2 separate regions of the Homo sapiens genome follow, and region 1 is linked to region 2. Evidence: chromatin loops called from intact Hi-C (ENCODE). Cell type or tissue: sigmoid colon. All regions are shown on one strand. Links, peaks and the distances in the headings refer to the core of each region. The heading gives the core; the rest is flanking DNA.

Region 1 (9,360 bases), core at 3,599-6,098, 54 kb after region 2:
ACGTTGGTCAGGCTGGTCTCGAATTCCCAACCTCAGGAGATCCACCCACCTCAGCCTCCCAAAGTGCTGGGATTATAGGCGTGAGCCACCGTGCCCAGCTTGTTTTTTGTTTTTGAGACACAGTCTCACTCTGTCGCCCAGGCTGGAGCACAGTGGTGCGATCTCGGCTCACTGCAACCTCTGCCTCTCGGGTTCAAGCCATTCTCCTACCTCAACCACCCGAGTAGATGGGATTACAGACATGCACCACCACGCCTGGCTAATTTTCGTATTTTTAGTAGAGATGGGGTTTCACCATGTTGGCCAGGCTGGTCACGAACTGAAGTCTCTTTTATAAGTGCACTAATCCCATTCATGAAGGCACCACCCTCATGATCTAATCACCTCCCCAAGGCCTCACCTCCAAATACTTTTGCATGGGGGATTAGATTTCAATATGTCGATTCCGGGTGGAGAGACCATTCAGTCTATAGCAGTTGTGTATGCTAATATATTCATGTTACCATGCAATCATATCAACTGCATTTTATTTTTTACTTTCTCTATGTATTTGTGTCCAAATCTCTCTACTTTCTTGGCCCAGCTCATGTGCTAATAAGCTTCCAAACCTCCCCTGTGCCCTGCTCCCTGGACCAGCCAAAAACATGTATTTCCTATCACAGGGGGCTTTGCTATGACTTGTCCTTCAGAGCTGAAGATTGCCCAGGGCTGAAAAACAGAAAATCCAGGGCATCCTCCTCCCCAAGTCTTCAGCCCTGCCAGGTGCACTGCCCGTGGCAATTCCTGTGCTTTCCTACACATAGCAGTGCCCTTAGCCTTGCCTTGGAAGAGGCTACTATCAACGCCCAGGGATAACTGAGGGCAGACCGTATCTCAGAGATTATGTCTGATGTATCTTCTAACCTCAAGGCCACCACACCCTGAAAAGTGTGTCAAAGATGATCTAAGGGCTGAGTTGCACACTGCCCCTGCCACATCTCCCATGTTCCTCCACTGTGAGAGCTGCTGGCACATTTGCCATTTCTGCCTGACTTTCTCCAAACCAGCCAAATCCAACAGGTCACAACGGGCCAGTAAGTAATCCTCAAGCCCGCATAGTGCAGCATCCAAAAGGCGGCCACTCTCCTTACCTTCCTCAGAGGTGACTCTAAAAGAAGGCAGATTCCCGTGGGTCCATGTATCTCAGAAGGCACTTGATGCTCCTCACACACAAATTCAAACATTGACGGCATGTCTGTACCCTCCAGTTCCCTTCCCTTTCAAGTGGATCCAGCTCCATCTTGAAACAATTTCCCCAGCTTGCCTCAATTCTTCCCAGCGTCCGCTCCATTCCCTGGGCCAGAGCCTGCTTCCACCTTGTGCCAAGCCTGGTTTCACTTATGTCAAAACAGCTTCCATCAAAATAGTGGGCTTCTTTTCTGAATTTACTTCACAATTTTGAAACCAGCAGAGAAAAGATATTCAAGAAATTGCAAAAATGACTATCCCCATCAACATGTTCTGGCTAAGGTCACGCACTGTTCTCCTGAATCTCTTCTCTACAGTGTACGGAGCATTTTTGAAGATCTGATTTTCTCTTTCTTTTCAGAGGCTCTGTGGCAGGCAGGCTGGTGGGGCCGGCAAGTCCCCTAATCTACGATGGCTCATGCAGACTGGCTTGCTAAGTTCTGTGACCTTCCTCCCCAAGCAAAGGATACTCCTTAGAAGCCAAGTTAGTCGGATATTTTCCCTGTTGTTCATCTGTCTTCACAATTCTTTCGAATTTTTCCTCTTGGTTTATAGGACTTTGATTACAAGAAAACTAAACCAACAGAACCCTGGCCTAGAAAAACGGATAAGCCATGTCTTTACAGATGTTGACAGAGCAACTTTTAAGTCTTGGATTCTGATCAGTGCACTCTTCATGGGTCTGTTGACAACTGAAACTGTGATGGGTTCAATCTCTCTGCGACCCCTGGTTCTCAGTTATATTCAGACAGGAAAATGCAGAGGCATTTGAATTTATCTACTGGGATTTAATTTAAAAATAATGGTAAGTGAAGCATTAAGGAAACCCTAAATTGTTGGATGCACAAACACAAATGTTGAAAATGCAAAGCTTGCTTTTAATGGTATGTTTATTTTAGGAGTTCCAAAAACTAACGTGGGTTTTATAAAAGACATGGGGGGAGGTACAATATTAACTACAGTACCTATAGTCTGTGTACTGTGTTAACTGCACACACACATCAGCTCATTTCAATCTAAAACAACCCTACCAAGGTAGAATTCATAATCTGTCTTTTAAAGGTAAGAAAACTGAGGTTTAAAGAGATTAACTCGCCCAAGGTCAGAAAGCTGAAAACAGTAGAGCTGGGATTCAACTCTGCCTCTGTCTGATTCCCAAAAAACAAAACAAAAACCCTTACCATGACCTTGGGATTCCCTATGCCAAAGTCCCATCCTAATGCTGCTCATCATGACCAGGTTTGGATGAGGAGAAGGGCTGCAGCTTCAAACAACCCAAGGAGGACTTGCCCCACTTTAACTTGATAAAGGATTGCATTTTAAGTGTTTTGGTTGGTGTTTTTTTTTGGAGACGGAGTTTCACTCTTGCCCAGGCTGGAGTGCAATGGTGCGATCCAGGCTCACCGCAACCTCTGCCTCTTGGGTTCAAGTGATTCTCCTGTCTCAGTCTCCCGAGTAGCTGGTATTATAGGTGTGTGTGCCACCATGCCTGGCTAATTTTTTGTATTTTTTAGTAGAGATGGGGTTTCGCCATGTTGGTCAGGCTGGTCTTGAACTCCTGACCTCAGGTGATCCACGTGCCCTGGCCTCCCAAAGTGCTAGGATTACAGGAGTGAACCACTGCGCCCAGCCGAAGTTTCCATTTTTAAAGCAGCTCCAGAAAGCAGTTTCTTGTAAAGCCCTAGCTCTTAGAGCCGGTAACCTTTGATATGCAAATACAGGCCATTAGAAACTGGGTCTACCCAAACATGGCGATTCTCACTGTTGTCTTCTTGCCCTTGCCCCACACGTGCCTGGCAACATATCCCCCCGTGTGTAGAACATCATGGTGCCCTGTATTTGCATATTAAAAGGCTAGGGTGAGAGGGCCAATGTTTTTGCAGGTTACATGAATGACATGTCTGGTCAAACCAATCCCCTGTGCCCTATGCAAATCAGACACTGCCTCCTCCAGCCTCTACACATACCTGGCTGGTTTCCACCCCACTTGGGGGTCTCTTCTTTTGGCTTTGGAGCTCTCCTCCGTCTCTGTATGGGAGAGCCTCTTCCTTCTGCTTTCTCTTTTCTTTCTTGCTTATTAAACTCTCTACCACTCCTTAAAACCACTCCACGTGTGTCCGTGTCGTTTTATCTAATTTGACTGGAGAGGAAGAACCTGGTGTTGCTCCACTCATCGGAGCCCTATCAGTATTAGGTTGGTGCCATTAAAATGGCAAAAAAACTGGCCGGGCGCGGTGGCTCATGCCTGTAATCCCAGCATTTTGGGAAGCGGAGGTGGGCGGATCACGAGGTCAGGAGATCGAGACCATCCTGGCTAACACGGTACAGTGTAAACCCCGTCTCTACTAAAAATACAAAAAAATTAGCCGGGCGTGGTGGCGGGTGCCTGTAGTCCCAGCTCCTCGGGAGGCTGAGGCAGGAGAATGGCGTGAACCCGGGAGGCGGAGCTTGCAGTGAGCCGAGATCGCGCCGCTGCCCTCCAGCCTGGGCGACAGAGCGAGACTCCGCCTCAAAAAATAAAAATAAAAAAAAGGCAAAAACCGCAATTAGTTTTGTACCAACCAAATATTTCCCAAAAAGGAGATGGTGGGAAGTAACAGTCGTCAAAACAGGCTGGTCAGGAATGGACAGGACTTAGCTAATCTGATGTAAAAGAAGATGGTGGAGGCATATTTGGGAAGCCAGGTTGGATGAAAGGCATCCACAAAGATTTCTGTTCAATCTGTGGGCTGGTAGTGGGAAAAAAACAACAAAAAAAGGCCCCTTCCGATTAGGACTCTCTGTCCCTAATACCTAAAAAGCTTTATCCAAATTCATCTGAATATTAACTATCTGGTGCAAGATTATCCTTTGTTCAGGTCTCAGCACTGCCATTTGGGCCCTTGGAAAAGCCATATAACTTCAGAGATGAGTCCCTCAGGCTCATCTACCTACAGGAGGCTTCAATGGGATAATGGACTCAGATGGTGGGATTCCCACCTGCCACACAGTAAATACCAATTACCGTTAGTTCCTTTCTCAGTCAGAAATGTTCTGAGTAATCAGAGGTCAACTAGTTAAACTGGTCTGCTGTGACTGTCCAGGCTGGAAGCCCTGAAAAGTGAACTCACACAGGGTGGTGGGTCCAAACACGTTCTGTGGTAGGAGTGGGACAAAAGGAACTGTAGCCATGTCTGGAAAAAAAGTATCTCTGGAAAAATCAAGTTCACATGAACAGGCAGAGAGTCAGAAATGGACTCTAAAACTCGAGGGCTGGAAAGCTGGGGCAAATGTACCCTAGAGGCAGAGCCCCTGCTGGCCCCTTGAGGCAAAGACGTATTGTGAGGGCTGGGTGGGCCTACATCATGGCATTGAGAAGGATGGGGGTGTGTGTGGGCATGCCTGGGTGCTGGGCATTGGGGGATTGAGCTAGTATAGACCCTAAGCACAGAGTGGGGCTAACTGCAAGCCACGCTCTTCTGCCAGAGAGAGATGAGACAGATGTTTTTCAAAATACAGACCAATGTTGGACTCTTGTTTTGCTTCCCGGTCCATCAGCTGGAGTCTGACTCTTAACTCCCAGGAAAACAGAACGCCTTCTGGCCTGACCTGAACTCCGAGGATGATCCCAGAGGTCCTGGAATTGCCCCAAGACTCAAGGTGGAGCCTGGGAGGCTGCCCATCCCAGCGAGGCTGCGGGATCAGCTGACCCCTGAATATTCTGTAAAACATGCAGGCTAGGCTGCTCCCACGGACACAAGCAACTACCACGAATAAATCAGATGTACGTGTGTGTGTGTGCACAGCCCCCGCCTCTCCCAGCACCCACCCTGTTCTGGCCTACCGGTCAGAAAAGCTGCTTTCTTATCTTCCCTCCATTTGTCACAAATATTTGGGCAAAAGCCCTTCCTTTTGGCTCATCTGCCTCCTTTAAAAGGAAAAAATCAAGTTTTTCCCTTTCCTGAGGCAGGAGTTTCAAAAGCTCTGTTGTGGTAATATTAAATGTTTAAACATATTACAATGCCATTAGTCAGTCAACATTGTGATGGTTTTTAAATGTCAAGAGAAGGTCTCTGCAGACATCAAAGTCCAGCTCTGGGAGAAAATGCCCACAGCATGAATAGCTGGGGCCTCTGCTCTTGTCTGGCCTGACTTCAGAGGTATGAGCAGGTATGGGCTTTTGAGCCACAAACATGTTTTAGAGTACTAGGAACTCACTTCATTACCAAGTGTTCTCAGCAGGAAATAACAGGCAGACAGCACACACTAGACTTGGAACCCTCCTATTTAGAGAAAACGGAAAGCATCCAAAAGCAAAATCAAAGCCAGGGCCTGCATGGAAAAACAAACACCGAGAAAAATTATTTCTTGAACTTCACACCGGGAAGAGTGTGATCTGGAAGAATCTGGAAGGGGACAGAAACAAAAGCATTTGAACAGAGGAGTTCCTTAAATCTCTGGGTGGGGTAGGGAGGAAACCTTGATAAGAGAGTTTTCCCTTGTGGCACTGTTCCCTTGAGACTCACAAATACTCTTCACAGATACAGGGGCATCCCAACTTGTTCTAGCTCCCCAGGCTGGGGTGCAAACCACACTCCTTCTCCGTGCAGATTGGAGCTTTATGCGGGTGGCAGCAGTCCCAGTTCAGGACTTGAGATACACAATTCACCAGATGCTTAACAGGCTCAAAATAGGTTCCAGGGGAGGCCCAGGACACTGCACTGCCAAGGGCAGAGCACCACTCAACCACGGGGTTCTTGCTATTAACACTTCACACCCTGACTCTCTGCAGACATTTCCTCCTAAGAGACTCGTTGCCGCCCTCTGAGACAAGCTCTTCAGGCCTGCTGAGAGTGTCAGGTGAGATTTATTTATTTTCCCTTCCTGTCCAACTTCCCTAAAGGATTTACGTATTGGCACCACCTGTTCTCAAAAGGGACGGCCTCCAGGTACTTTGGGTTTGAGCAAAAGGAGAGGAGTTAAAGGAAAGACTGCTAAAAGTCAGAAATGACTTAAAGGAAAGAGAAGTTAAGATACACAAGCAGATCTGTGGAAAATGTCAACACTATTTCTTAAGAGAAGAGCTGAAAAAGGGGGTTCTTTAAATCATCAGGCACAAAGTTTATAAGGTCCAATTTCATTGGGAACATCTTCAAAAAACAAATGTGTGGCTAAGTCTAAAGGACCCTTACAAGGCCCTTTCATATGGCTAAAGTTCCAAATCAGAGACTATTGATACCCTGTCTAAAGAAAATTTGTTTTTAAAATTTAGATGACCCAATTCTCTCTCTACCTGGAGCCAGGGTGGTGGATAGAAGGTGGGAGGGAAAGGGTAAAAAAAAGCAGCTGAGACTAGGCTTGGTGGTTCCTGCCTGTAATCCCAGAATCTGGGAGGCCAAGGTGGGCGCAGCCTAGCCAACATAGTGAAACTTTGTCTCTACTAAAAATACAGAAATTAGCCAGGCGTGGTGGTGGATGCCTATAATCCCAGCTAGTTAGGAGGCTGAGGCAGGAGAATCCCTTGAAACCGGAGGCAGAGACTGCAGTGAGCCGAGATTGCGCCACCACACTCCAGCCTGGGCGACAGAGCAAGACATCGTCTCAAAAAAACAAACAAACAAAACAAAGCAACTGAGAGGAAGAACAAATAAGAAAAGTGAGCTTCCTTATGCTATTCTTTTCTTAAATCTCAATAGGATCAATGAATGAAGCTGTATTGTATTTTATTTTTTGAGACAGGATTTCACTCTGTTGCCCAGGTTGGAGTGTATGGTGTGATCACAGCTCACTGCAGCCTCGACCTCCTGAGCTCAAGGGATCCTCTCACTTCAGCTTCCCTAGTAGCTGAGACTACAGGTGCACACCATCATGCCTGGCTAATTTTTTTTTTTTTTTTTGTAGAGACGGAGTTTCGCCATGTTTCCCCAGCTGCCCTCAAACGCCTGGTCTCAAAGTGAACTGCCAGCCTCGGCCTCCCAAAGCGCTGGGATTACAGGCAAAGGAGCTGTATTTTAAATGCCCTGCCTCAGATTTCAAGGCAATGTAGACATCCCTCAGACAACACAAAATCCAACCATTGATCTTTTCCCTGCTTTGTGGGACATGAAGGCTGAATAAAGAAAACACATAACTCCCCCAGCCTGCATCCCCAAAAGGGGAATTCCTGATAAGGCAGTCAATAGCAGACCTAGAAGGGGGTCAGTCTTGTGCTGAGGAGCAGATTTTCTCTGAAAAATTAAAGTGATGTTATAAAGAGAATATGGTTCAAAAATTGAGTGATGGCATTGGGCTCAGTGCTGGTACAAAGCAATGAATAAGTCAGTCGGTCCCTACACCCTCACAGAGTTTACAGTCAATATGTAATTCATTAAAAGAATTATACACATTTGTTAACAAAATTATACTTTATATAAAATATTACATAGCATAAAATATTAAATAGAATGTACAAAATATATAATATAAATTTACATTACGTAAATGAAAAAAACAACACTAATTATATGAAGAATGCTTCAACAGAAGCACGGGTTACTTCAGAAGCTTATAAAAGGGGGACTGGCTTGCTTTGGGGGTAGATGTGGATAGCAAGGTTTTCCTTAGGAAGTGGCAGTGGTTCGTGGTCCAGCAGGAGTTAGCTAAGCTGGGAGGAGGTGAAGGCACAGGATCTAGGTGGAGGAGAGAGGAGAGTGGGTTAGGACTATGAATTCTAACTCTGCCTCCAACTGGAAATGGAGGAGTAGAAAGCATCTGGGTTGGCCGGGCACCGTGGATCATGCCTGTAATCCCAGCATTTTGGAAGGCCGAGGCGGCAGACCACCTGAGGTCAGGAGTTCGAGACCAGCCTGACCAACTGTGTCTACTGAAAATACAAAATTAGCCGGGCGTGGTGTAGTGGTGTAATCCTGTAATCCCAGCTACTCAGGAGGCTGAGGCAGAAGAATCTTCTTGAACCTGGGGGGTGGAGGTTGTGGTGAGCCGAGATCGCGCCATGGCACTCCAGCCTGGGCAACAAGAGTGAAACTTCGTCAAAAAGAAAGAAGGAAGGAAAGAAGGAAGGAAAGGAAGGAAAGAAAAGGAAGGAAGGAAAGAAAAGAAAGCAAGCAAGCATCTAGGTTGAACAGCACCCCTCCTAAAATTCCTGTCCACCTGAAACCTCAGAATGTGACCTTGTTTGGAAACAGGGTCTTTGAAGATATAATTAGTTAAGGATCAAGAGGAGATCATCCTGGATTAGGGCAGCCCCTAAATCCAATGAGTGTGTCTTGATAAGAGAAAAGGACAGGCAGAGATAGAAAAAGGTGATGTGAAGATGGAGGTAGAGACTGAGGGATGTGTCTACCAGCCGAGAAATGCCAGGAATGCCTCCAACCACTAGAAACTGAGAGAGAGGTATGGCCAAGTGGGTTTCTCCCTCAAAGCCTCCATAAGGAACCAACCTTGCTGACCACTTGACTTCAGACTTCAAGTCTCTAGAACTGTCAGAGAATACTTTGTATTGTTTTAAGCCATCCAATTTGTGGTGGTTTGCTATGGCTGTCCTAGAAAGGTAACATAGGCTTCTTCCCTCGCTTTAGATTTTTCCAAGCTTTATTGACTCTTGAACTTTCACAACAGGCCAGGTGCAGTGGCTCATGCCCGTAATCCCAGCACTTTGAGAGGTCGAGGTGGGAAGATCTCCTGAGGTCAGGAGTTCGTGGCCAACATGGTGAAACCTTGTCTCTACTAAAAATACAAAAATTAACTGGGAGTGGTGGTGCATGCCTGTAATCCCAGGTACTTGGGAGGCTGAGGTAGAAGAACTGCTTGAACCCAAGAGAAGGAGGTTGCAGTGAGCTGAGATCATGCCACTGCACTCCAGCCTGGACAACAGAGTGAGACTCTGTCTCAAAAACAAACAAACTTTTCACAATAAGTGGTCTTGTACAACCCTAAGACCTGTTAAAAATAACATATTGCATGATTATATAACAAAGTCATTTTAAGTTAATATATTATTTTATATATATATATAAATATATATATTAAAGTGCTTTGCCAGGCGCAGTGGCTCATGCCTGTAATCCCAGCACTTTGGGAGGCTGAGGAGGGCGGATCACAAGGTCAGTAGTTGAAGACCAGCCTGGCCAATATGGTGAAACCCTGTTGCTACTA
Region 2 (9,360 bases), core at 2,974-5,473:
TGCCACTGCACTCCAGCCTGGGCAACAGTGAGACTCCATCCCCCAACTCCAAAAAAAAACAAAAAACAAAAAAACAAAAAAACAAAACGAAAAAAGAAGAAGACAAGTACAGAAATAATCATAATTCATTATGGAATATAAAAAATACCATGAGAGAAGAAACAAGACTGGGTCTGCCATCTCTGTATCCCCAAAGCACCCAGCACAGTGCTGAGTGTGGACGGAGATGTCAGGCTGGCCGTCATCCAGCATTGATTCGTACAATGCCTTGGTTGTGGGCACCTGCAGGGTCATGTTATGAACTACTGCAGTTGTATCTGGTATCAGCAGGAAGAGTGCTAGGAAGAATTCCAGATGTCTGCCCCAGGAGCTAAAGAGGAGGGGTAAGTGGGTGACACAAAGGCCACCTTTTTTGCTACTCATAGCTTAAAAGATAATTCCACAGATATTTACTAAGTAGATATATTTGTTTCAAGGGGAAATAAATTTGAATATCCAAACAAAAGCTTTACCAACAAATTTTGGAAAACACCTGCCCATTAACAAACCGGGAGCTGACGTTCTGATTTTAAGTGCTAAAATGTGAGAAACAGGTAAGACTGGCAATCAGAGAAAGGAGAGACTACTGAAGGCGTGGAGGAGTTAGAAAGTCTCTGTCAGGAGGCCAGATGCGGTGGCTCATGCCTATAATCCCAGCACTTTGGGGGGCTGAGGCAGGTGGATCACTTGAGGTCAGGAATTAAAGACCAGCCTGGCCAACATGGTGAAACCCCATCTCTACTAAAAAATACAAAAATCACCCAGGCATGGTGGCAGGTGCCTGTAATCCCAGCTACTCGGGAGGCTGAGGCATGAGAATTGCTTGAAATCAGGAGGCTGAGACAAGAGAATTGCTTAAACCCGGGAGGCAGAGGTTGCAGTGAGCCGAGATCATGCCACAGCACTCCAGCCTGGGTGACAGAGCGAGGCTGTCTCAAAAACAACAACAATTAAAAAAAAAATCAAGGCAAGCAAACAGTAACGGTAGGGGGTGGGGTGAGGAGTTTGTCCTAAATCGCTCCATTTCTTTGTGAAATTTCTGCCCTGGATTCCACAGGGGAACTTCTGACCTCTTGTATTTTGCTTTATTTCTCAGGCTGTGTGCTACCATGTTGCATAAGATGTGGCTAAAAAGAGGAAAATGTAAAAAAAAAAAAAAAAAATTCCAAGTCTTCAATGCACATGAAGTCTTTAAGTAAGGTGGGGTTTTTTTCCCCCCGGCACCCAATGCCCATTTATCTAACTCATCTATGCATCGTCGAAGATCATTTTGTTGGCCAGGTGCAGTGGCTCACTCCTGTAATCCCAGCACTTTGGGAGGCTGAGGTGGGCAGATCACTTGAGGTTAGGAGTTCAAGACCAGCCTGGCCAACATGGTGAAACACTGTTTCTACTAAAAATACAAAAAATTAGCCAGGAATGGTGGTGTGCACCTATAGTCCCAGCTACTTGGGAGGCTGAGGCAGGAGAATCGCTTGAACCTGGGAGGCAGAGGTTGCAGTGAGCCGAGATCGCGCCACTGCACTCCAGCCTGGGTGACAGTGAGACTCTGTCTCAAAAAAAAAAGAAAAAAAAAAAGATCATTTTGTCATTTGCCTATAATCCAGCACAATAACTGAAACTGAAACTAAGTGAGGATCTCCTGTTCCTCTTAAGAGTAAGATTCTGACAGTGCAGCAACATTATCTACATTACAGTCTCAGAAGACACATCTCAAGGATTTTTGTTACCTTAGAGGCTCAGCGAAGCTCATAAACAGAGTTATCCTGAGATACATGATGCAAAAATGAGCCACGTTACCCTGTTCCCACTTCGTGTGGTTATTGCCATAATTTTGTCTATGGCAGAAGAAATTTTTATTTCAGTTTCATTTCTGAACAGCCATCTTCCTTTGAGTCTTAATATATTCTATTTTGGCTGGGCATGGTGGTGGCTCACGCCTGTAATCCCAGCACTTTGGGAGGTCAAGGCAGGCGGATCACGAGGTCAGGAGTTTGAGACCAGCTTGGTCAACATGGTGAAACCTTGTCTCCACTAAAAATACAAAAATTAGCTAGGCATGGAGGTGGAGGTTGCAGTGAGCTGAGATTGTGCCACTGTACTCCAGTCTGGGTGACAGAGGATGACTCTGTCTCAAAAAAAAAAAATTAAATTAAAAAAATATATATATATGTGTGTATATATATATATTCTACTTTACATTTCAGCTTGTGGACCACAGACATAAACCCCTTAAGGACATATAAACTGAAATTAACCAAATAGGAGTGGTACAAATAAGAGGAAAATTTGGAACAGGGGTGAGAAGCCTTCTTGGAACACTAATGAAATGCGCAAAGACAGGAAGAAACTTACCTCCCGTGAGAAAGTCATTACATGACTTCTACATATTATGTTCATAAAAGAAATTAACTTCAGGGCCAAGAAACTTTATTATATGCTCCAATGATTCATATTTTATTTTCATTGAAATCTGAAAGAATTTTTCAAATCCAAAGAACGATAATAAAGTTGATTGCATACTAAGGAAATTTTTTTAACTGTATTTCCTAATGCTCCATGCTATGATGTCAGTCTTTCTAGGCTGAGAAGCCATCAAGCACGCCTAACGTAGACATAAAACAAAACAATCTAAAACACGGTAAGACCTACATACATTCTACTATTTTCCTTCCACACCCCAAGGGATCATCTGGCTTCTCCTCTGGGTGTGCCTATTCTATTATGGAGACCACTGCTCTTTGAGGATCCATGTGAAATACAATATTTGCTTTTCTGGCTGGGAAACGTGGCTCACGCCTGCAATCCCAGTACTTTGGGAGGCTGAGACGGGAGGATTGCTTGAGCCCAGGAGTTTGAGACCAGCCTAGAAAACATAGGGAGACCCCGTCTCTACAAAATATACAAAGAAATTAGCTGGGCATGGTGGCATGCAACTGTAATCCTAGCTACTCAGGAGGCTGAGGTGGGAGGATCTCTTGAGCCCAGGAAGTCAAGGCTGCAGTGAGCCATAATTGTGCCATTGCACTCCAGACTGGGCAACAGAGTGAGACCCTGTCTCAAAAAAAAAAAAAAAAAAAAGCTTTTCTATGCAAATGACATGAGCTGTTTACTTAGAGAACTGCAAACTCCTTAGATAAAAATGCAGCAAGGCCAGGTAGCCAGTTGGAACAGGCCCCTGAGAGTGTGCCACAGGATTCAAACTTCAGCAGTTTTCCAGGCAATTCATCTCGCCCAAGTAACTACTCTTATCTCCTTTCTTCCTCCACCCACTTAAATAATCACTTCATCTTCTTAAATATAAAACCAAACCAAACAAAAACCACCCCCAAATGTAAATCTTATTTTCTCAGACCAGCAATCATTGCAGTCTCGTCTTTCCTATCTTGCTCTGGCAATCCGACATAAGGCATTGAGTTTCAAGCAACCTTTTATACGTCCTGTGCCAGCTGAAGTGTTGCTTAAGGAACGTCTAAGTGAACTGAGACCTACTTGGGAAGTCCCGGGCTGAGGTTGGGGAGAGAGAGAAGTTCAGTTTGGGACAGTGGGGAGAAAATGCACAACTCAGGGAGCTGTGGATTGGCATGTGTGGCCGCCTGCTGCGGGTTGGTGCCGAGAATGAGGCAGTTTCTGCATCAGCAGCTCTGGTCTATATAACAGGAACTGGTGTCTGGGAAGGCAATGAGAACAATGATGTGCAAGCCAGTCTGTGCTCATGAGGATCCGGAGCAGGTTGGGGGATCTGTGCTTCTAAGTTTCCCACGAGCACCACAAACACCTTGGCCTCACTCCCTCTGTCCCTGAACTGCAGAAAATAGGGAGACAGTTGGGGGCCTAAAACCTCCCTTTGTCTCAACGCCGTGCACACAGAGGTCCCTGGGCATCGCCCAGCCCCTAGCTGGGAGACTCTTAGAAGCCTTGCCACTTTCACTTTTTATAATCTCACTGAGCTTCAGAATCACCAGAAACACAGACTCCTGGGCCCTACTCCACTCAGACCTGCCAAGGAGGCCTCTCCAGAGTGCACATGAGCCGGATGCAGGAGTGTGGAAGCTCCCTGCGCCCATTCATGCTTTTGCATAAACAGTGATCCTTCTGCATTTCGGTACAGTCTGTGAACTCCTAGCACTGCATTCATCTCTTTGTCCTGGCTCTTTTTTTCCCCTCACAGCTGCCTTGAGCTATAATGTGACTTTTCCAGGGGAACAAGTTTGCTATCAGTGGAGCCCTGCGGTCTTCCCTCTCATTGTAGATCTCCAGCTTATAAAATGCGAGGTTGGGACCAGTTACTCCCCAAGGTTCCCTGCAGTTCTGACACTTTATGGTTGTTTACCACAACCCACATCTCTGACACTCACAGTTCTGGGCTCTTTGCCCTGGTGCCTTTTTGGTCTTTTCACTTATATCCCACTTATTTCTTCACCAACTCCCCCTGGGATGTTTAATCCTTTGTTTTTGCTGCTGATTCATTAAAAAACCAAGTCCTAAATTCCCTGTAGCTGCTTGCAGGTTTCTAACCTTAACCAAACAAAAAGGAAGAAATCTACTTATCTGTTAATGAGATGCTACCACAAATATCCTATTTTAAGGGAAGGGACACTGTGTTCTCCCATTGTTACACTTCAAAAAATGATGTCTAAATCACTGATATTCTTATCCCAGAGAGAAATTCCCAGAAGGGCATAGCAGAGAGACTTTCTCTCATTTGGGGACAGAAACAAATGTCCACTATGTGCCAAGGCCATTTTAAACTATTTTTTTCTAATTTTTTTTTTTTTTTTGAGACAGGGTCTGGCTCTGTCACTCAGGCTGGAGTGCAGTGGCACCCATCTCGGCTCACTGCCACGTCTGCCTCCGGGGTTCAAGCGATTCTTGTGCCTCAGTCTCCCTCATAGATGGGATTACAGGCGTGAGCCACCACACCTGGCTAATTTTTTTGTATTTTTAGTAGAGATGGAGTTTTGCCGTATTGGCCAGGCTGATCTTGAACTCCTGACCTCAAGTGATCCTCCTGCCTAGGCCTTCCAAAGTGCTGGGGTTACAGGTGTGAGCCACTGTGCCCGGCCCAGGCCATTTTAAATTCATGGTATGCTGGGCAAGACAGTGGAAGGCGACCAAAGCTTACGACGAGAGGTATGCAGGGGGCATTGCGGGATGGTGAGAGGGTACACCAACCATCCCCCATCTGCACATCTGTCCAACCATCCATGTATCTCCATACACACACAGTGACAGTGAGGACCTGGGAGACGCAAGTGAGCAAACCTGACAGGGGCCCTGCCCCCATGGAGCCTCCACCTCATGGAGGATGACATTAAATGAGCTGTCACTTGAATAACAATGTCACTACGATCTGAATTAAGGGCCAGGGAAGACAACATAGGGCACACTGCATGCTGGGGGCCCAGGCAGGTAGGATGTATGGCTCTGGGAAGACTTCCTGGAAGAGGTGAATCCTGAAGTTACATAAATAGCAAGTGGAAGTCCAAAGAGAAGGGCAGACTGTTCTTGACCCAGGGGCAGAGTGGGGAATCCATAAGCAGAGGCTGCTGTGATTGCCCTGGGCTCAGAGAGACTGTGAGCTCAGCCCACACTGCCCATAGAAGCAGCCTAAGTGGTAACCCTCTATCCTCAAGGCCTCAGGGGAAGAACATGCGCTCCCCATAGATGCAGAGCTCCATGCTGGTGTCTTTCAGGATTAACAGTACTACTCCGAAGATCTGCCTTCCAGTCAGACTCCGTGTCTTTCTGTTTTAATGCTAATCACAGGTTTACACCCTTGGTATTCATTGTTCTTTGTATTAGACTCTAAGTTCAATTTGCCAGAAAAAACCAGGTCAACCCCGAAACAAGAGAGAGTTTCCCATCTAGGACACCACGAATCAACCAAAAATGATACATTCAGATGCTGTAACAGAAGTCCTTACTGCCCGGACACATTTGGAAACATTTAGAGCGGACATTTGATCAATTATTCAGTCCAAATAAAACACAAGAGGTCCTCTCCTTTCTTTCCACAGGCCTCATTTCTACACTCGAGGATACTGGCTTTCAGGCTCCCATACCCCTGGCAGTTCCACCAACGAAGAATCAAACACCCATATCAGACTCACAGAATCGGAAGGTCCTGCTTTGCTCTTCTTTCCTTGTAAGAAACAGGTCCCTTATTCCTTCTAAAACCTGAATCGCCCAAAAGTTCTCCAAGATTTTTCCAAACTTGTGATTCCAAAAATGTTAGAACTGATTTGCTTGATGGCAACGGAAGCCGGATACGGGTCTCCTGATTGATGTGCTAAACAAACTCTTCCGAGCTGAGCTTTACAATTGCAGATTTGGCAAAGACAACCATTACTTCCATTTTTTTTTCTTTGTTAAAAATATAAAAAGGGAGACAGGCTCCAACTTAATAAGTATCACCCATTTCACACCCTATTATACTGAAACTCTTCCTCTTCTCTTCAATTTAAAGTTTCTCTCTCAGAAGGCTAGAAAATAGATTTTTCTCATGAAAAATCTCTTTCTTTTTCAAAGACATTATTTACACTTGAGAAAGGACACAAACCTTTTTTGAATAGCCAATAATCACAATGCATGTGCCACTCATTTTATTGGAGATCGTAAACATTTAAGCGACATGCCAGATTCTCATTTAAAATATTGTCACTGCATGGCCAGGCGAGGTGGCTCACTTCTGTAATCCCAGCTATCTGGGAGGCCGAGGTGGGAGGATCGCTTGAGGCCAGGAGTTTGAAACCAGGCTGGGCAACATAGTGACGCCCCATCCCTACAAAAAAAGTACTTAAAAAATTAGCAGGCTGCGGTGGCGTGCACCTGTACTCCCAGCTACTCAGGAGGCTGAGGTGGGAGGATTGCTTGAGCCCAGGAGTTTGAGGTTACAGTGAGCTATGATCACACCACTGCACTTCAGCCTGGGTACCGCCAGAGCAAGACCCTGTCTCTAGAAAAAAAGAAATTGTCGGGCTAGGTGCGGTGGCTACCGACTGTAATCCCAGCACTTTGGGAGGCTGAAGCGGGCAGATCACCTGAGGTCAGGAGTTCAAGACCAGCCTGGCCAACATGGTGAAACCCTATCTCTACTAAAAATACAAAAATCAGCTGGGTGTGGTGGCGGGTGCCTGTAGTGCCAGCTACTCAGGAGGCTGAGGCAGGAGAATTGCTTGAACCCAGGAGGCGGAGGTTGCAGTGAACCGAGATTGCGCCACTACACTCCAGCCTGGGCGACAGAGTGAGACTCCGTCTCAAAAAAAAAAAAAAAAAAAAGAGAGAGATTGAGACTATCCTGGCCAACATGGTGGAACCCCGTTCTCTACTAAAAATACAAAAATTAGGTGGGCATGGTGGCACATGCCTATAGTCCCCAGGAGACTGAGGCGGAAGAATCGCTTAAACCCTGGAGGTGGAGGTTGCAGTGAGCAGAGATTGCGCCACTGCACTCCAGCCTGGTGACAGAGTGAAACTCCATCTCAAAAAAAAAAAAAAAAAAAAAAAAAAAAGAAATTGTCATTGCAGAGCAGAAAATGAAGAGAGATTCGGAGAAGAACTGCCAATCAGGTAGAACAGGGCCATGGGTGGTATGGGGGAAGGGCTAGACTTTGATATTTCTGAGACCAAACTGGCAGTCTTTAATCTTGTGGTGGTGGTGACAGTGGGGGTGAGTCGTGGCAGACGGCGAGCCCTGTCACTGAAGCCAGACCCCACTGAGATGACTGACAATTATGCAAATGATTGTGGGGTTTCACCATCCTGTTCCCATTCTCTTTTTCACTGGCTTCTACTCCTTAAACTTGATATTCACCATATGGTTTTATTCTAAGCATGGATGGAGCTTTCTGAGAGGAAAATCTCATTGCTCTTTATTGTAGCCATTAAAAATAAATCATAAGGGGACGCATGGCAGATCCTCAGCATTTGTATTGCATTTGCTCAGCTTAAGTGCTCGGAGTACACGACGACATACAGGTGCAAAAACAGTCCATGTCTGGCTAGAATTTGGCGGCAGGTTTCATCATCATCATCTGTGAACTAAAAGGCTTTTTGTAACTCAGGTGATTAAAACAGTACCACATTTCTTTAAGTGGTCCTTTCATTTTTAAAAACGCTGAAACAAAGAATCATAGATTGTGAACATATAACTAAAAAAGAAAGAACATTTTTTCAGTAGTTCAGCACCTTTATAAGGCACAGCAGGGCCGACCCTGGTAGACTGTGAAGCCTGGAAAATGTCCTCTCCTGGCTGCCCACACTTCCTGCCCCCTGCAGGGCTCTGTCTCAGGCCTGGTTCCCCTGGGCTGCAACGAGAACTCAAGAGAGGGCTGAGAAATGATGGGTGTTGAGGCTTTGGTGATGGCCAGGCATGAAGCCCGGTTCCACCTCCTCCGTGAGTGCCTTGTGATGGGGGTGGAGCAGAAGGGGAGGGAGGCGGAGGTGGTGTCCCGTCTGGTGCACAAGGGAAGGAGAATTGTCAAAGTAGGATCAGTGCTGGTTTCTCCACCGAAGATAATGGGCTTAGGATCAGTGTATTAAGAGCTTCTGGTGGCATGACGGAGAAACCCAGAAATAGAGCCAGGACAACAGGTACAACGGTGGTGAAATACTGCCGAGAGGCTTAGCTTCCCCTTAAAGGCAACACAAAGCTTCCCAAATCTAGTGTGTTATGACAAAATGCATTGACATTCCCTTGAAGAAACTACAGTAATAAACTCATAAAACAATGTGTGATTAATTGGTAAACTTTTCTAAAGATAATGTTTTTGGTGATGGTGGGAACTGGCCTATCCTACAAGTGTAAATTACTATAATCTCCCCAGAAAAAAACCTTTGACTAAGCAATTTTACTGCTATAAGCCATGTAAGGAAATGTCAAAAAAAAAAAAAAAAGATAACACAGAGAGATATAGGAGCAAAGATGTTCTATACGAAATTACATTTAAAAAAATTTGAATACAAAATGTGAAGTACATTGGTGAAACAAATTACGGCACTTTCATGTTAAGGAATATTAACCATTATAAATCATGTTTCAGAAGACCCTTTAATGACATAGGGATACATTCATGATTATGTCATTAAGACCATAGCGTTTCATAAGCATGTTAATATAAGGTCAATTAAAAATACAAATATGCTTAAAGAAAAAAAATTAGAAAGCCACAGCAAAATGTTATAGATGGCTATCTTTGAATACAGAATTGTTGGTGATTTATCCTGTCTCTAGGATTTTTTTGGTCAAAAACATTTACATAGTAAAACATTACTTTTATACTCGGAAAAACTCATATGAATTATGCATAATTTAAATTA

Evidence for each region. Hi-C counts contacts between places; a loop is a spot of excess contacts. Peaks named below come from ENCODE experiments on the same cell type or tissue, not always from the same donor. Only the 100,000 strongest peaks of a DNase experiment are listed, where the experiment ranks them.
Region 1: it touches region 2 in a loop (1.8-fold over the local background); 5 of 110 quality-filtered maps call a loop at or near these places.

What each region holds. Positions count from the first base shown.
Region 1 is chr5:31,959,112-31,968,471 of GRCh38, reverse strand. The region is part of intron 2 of PDZD2 (PDZ domain containing 2); the gene reads right to left. Among named protein-coding and RNA genes, the nearest start is that of MIR4279, 28 kb to the right of the region's middle. RefSeq lists an enhancer at 2,729-3,230. In sigmoid colon, for the core only: no CTCF peak of the experiment used is centred there; a DNase peak (open chromatin) is centred at 4,892.
Region 2 is chr5:32,012,900-32,022,259 of GRCh38, reverse strand. The region is part of intron 6 of PDZD2 (PDZ domain containing 2); the gene reads right to left. Among named protein-coding and RNA genes, the nearest start is that of MIR4279, 81 kb to the right of the region's middle. RefSeq lists enhancers at 1,736-1,845, 1,866-1,915, 4,694-5,193, 5,194-5,695. In sigmoid colon, for the core only: no CTCF peak of the experiment used is centred there; a DNase peak (open chromatin) is centred at 4,049.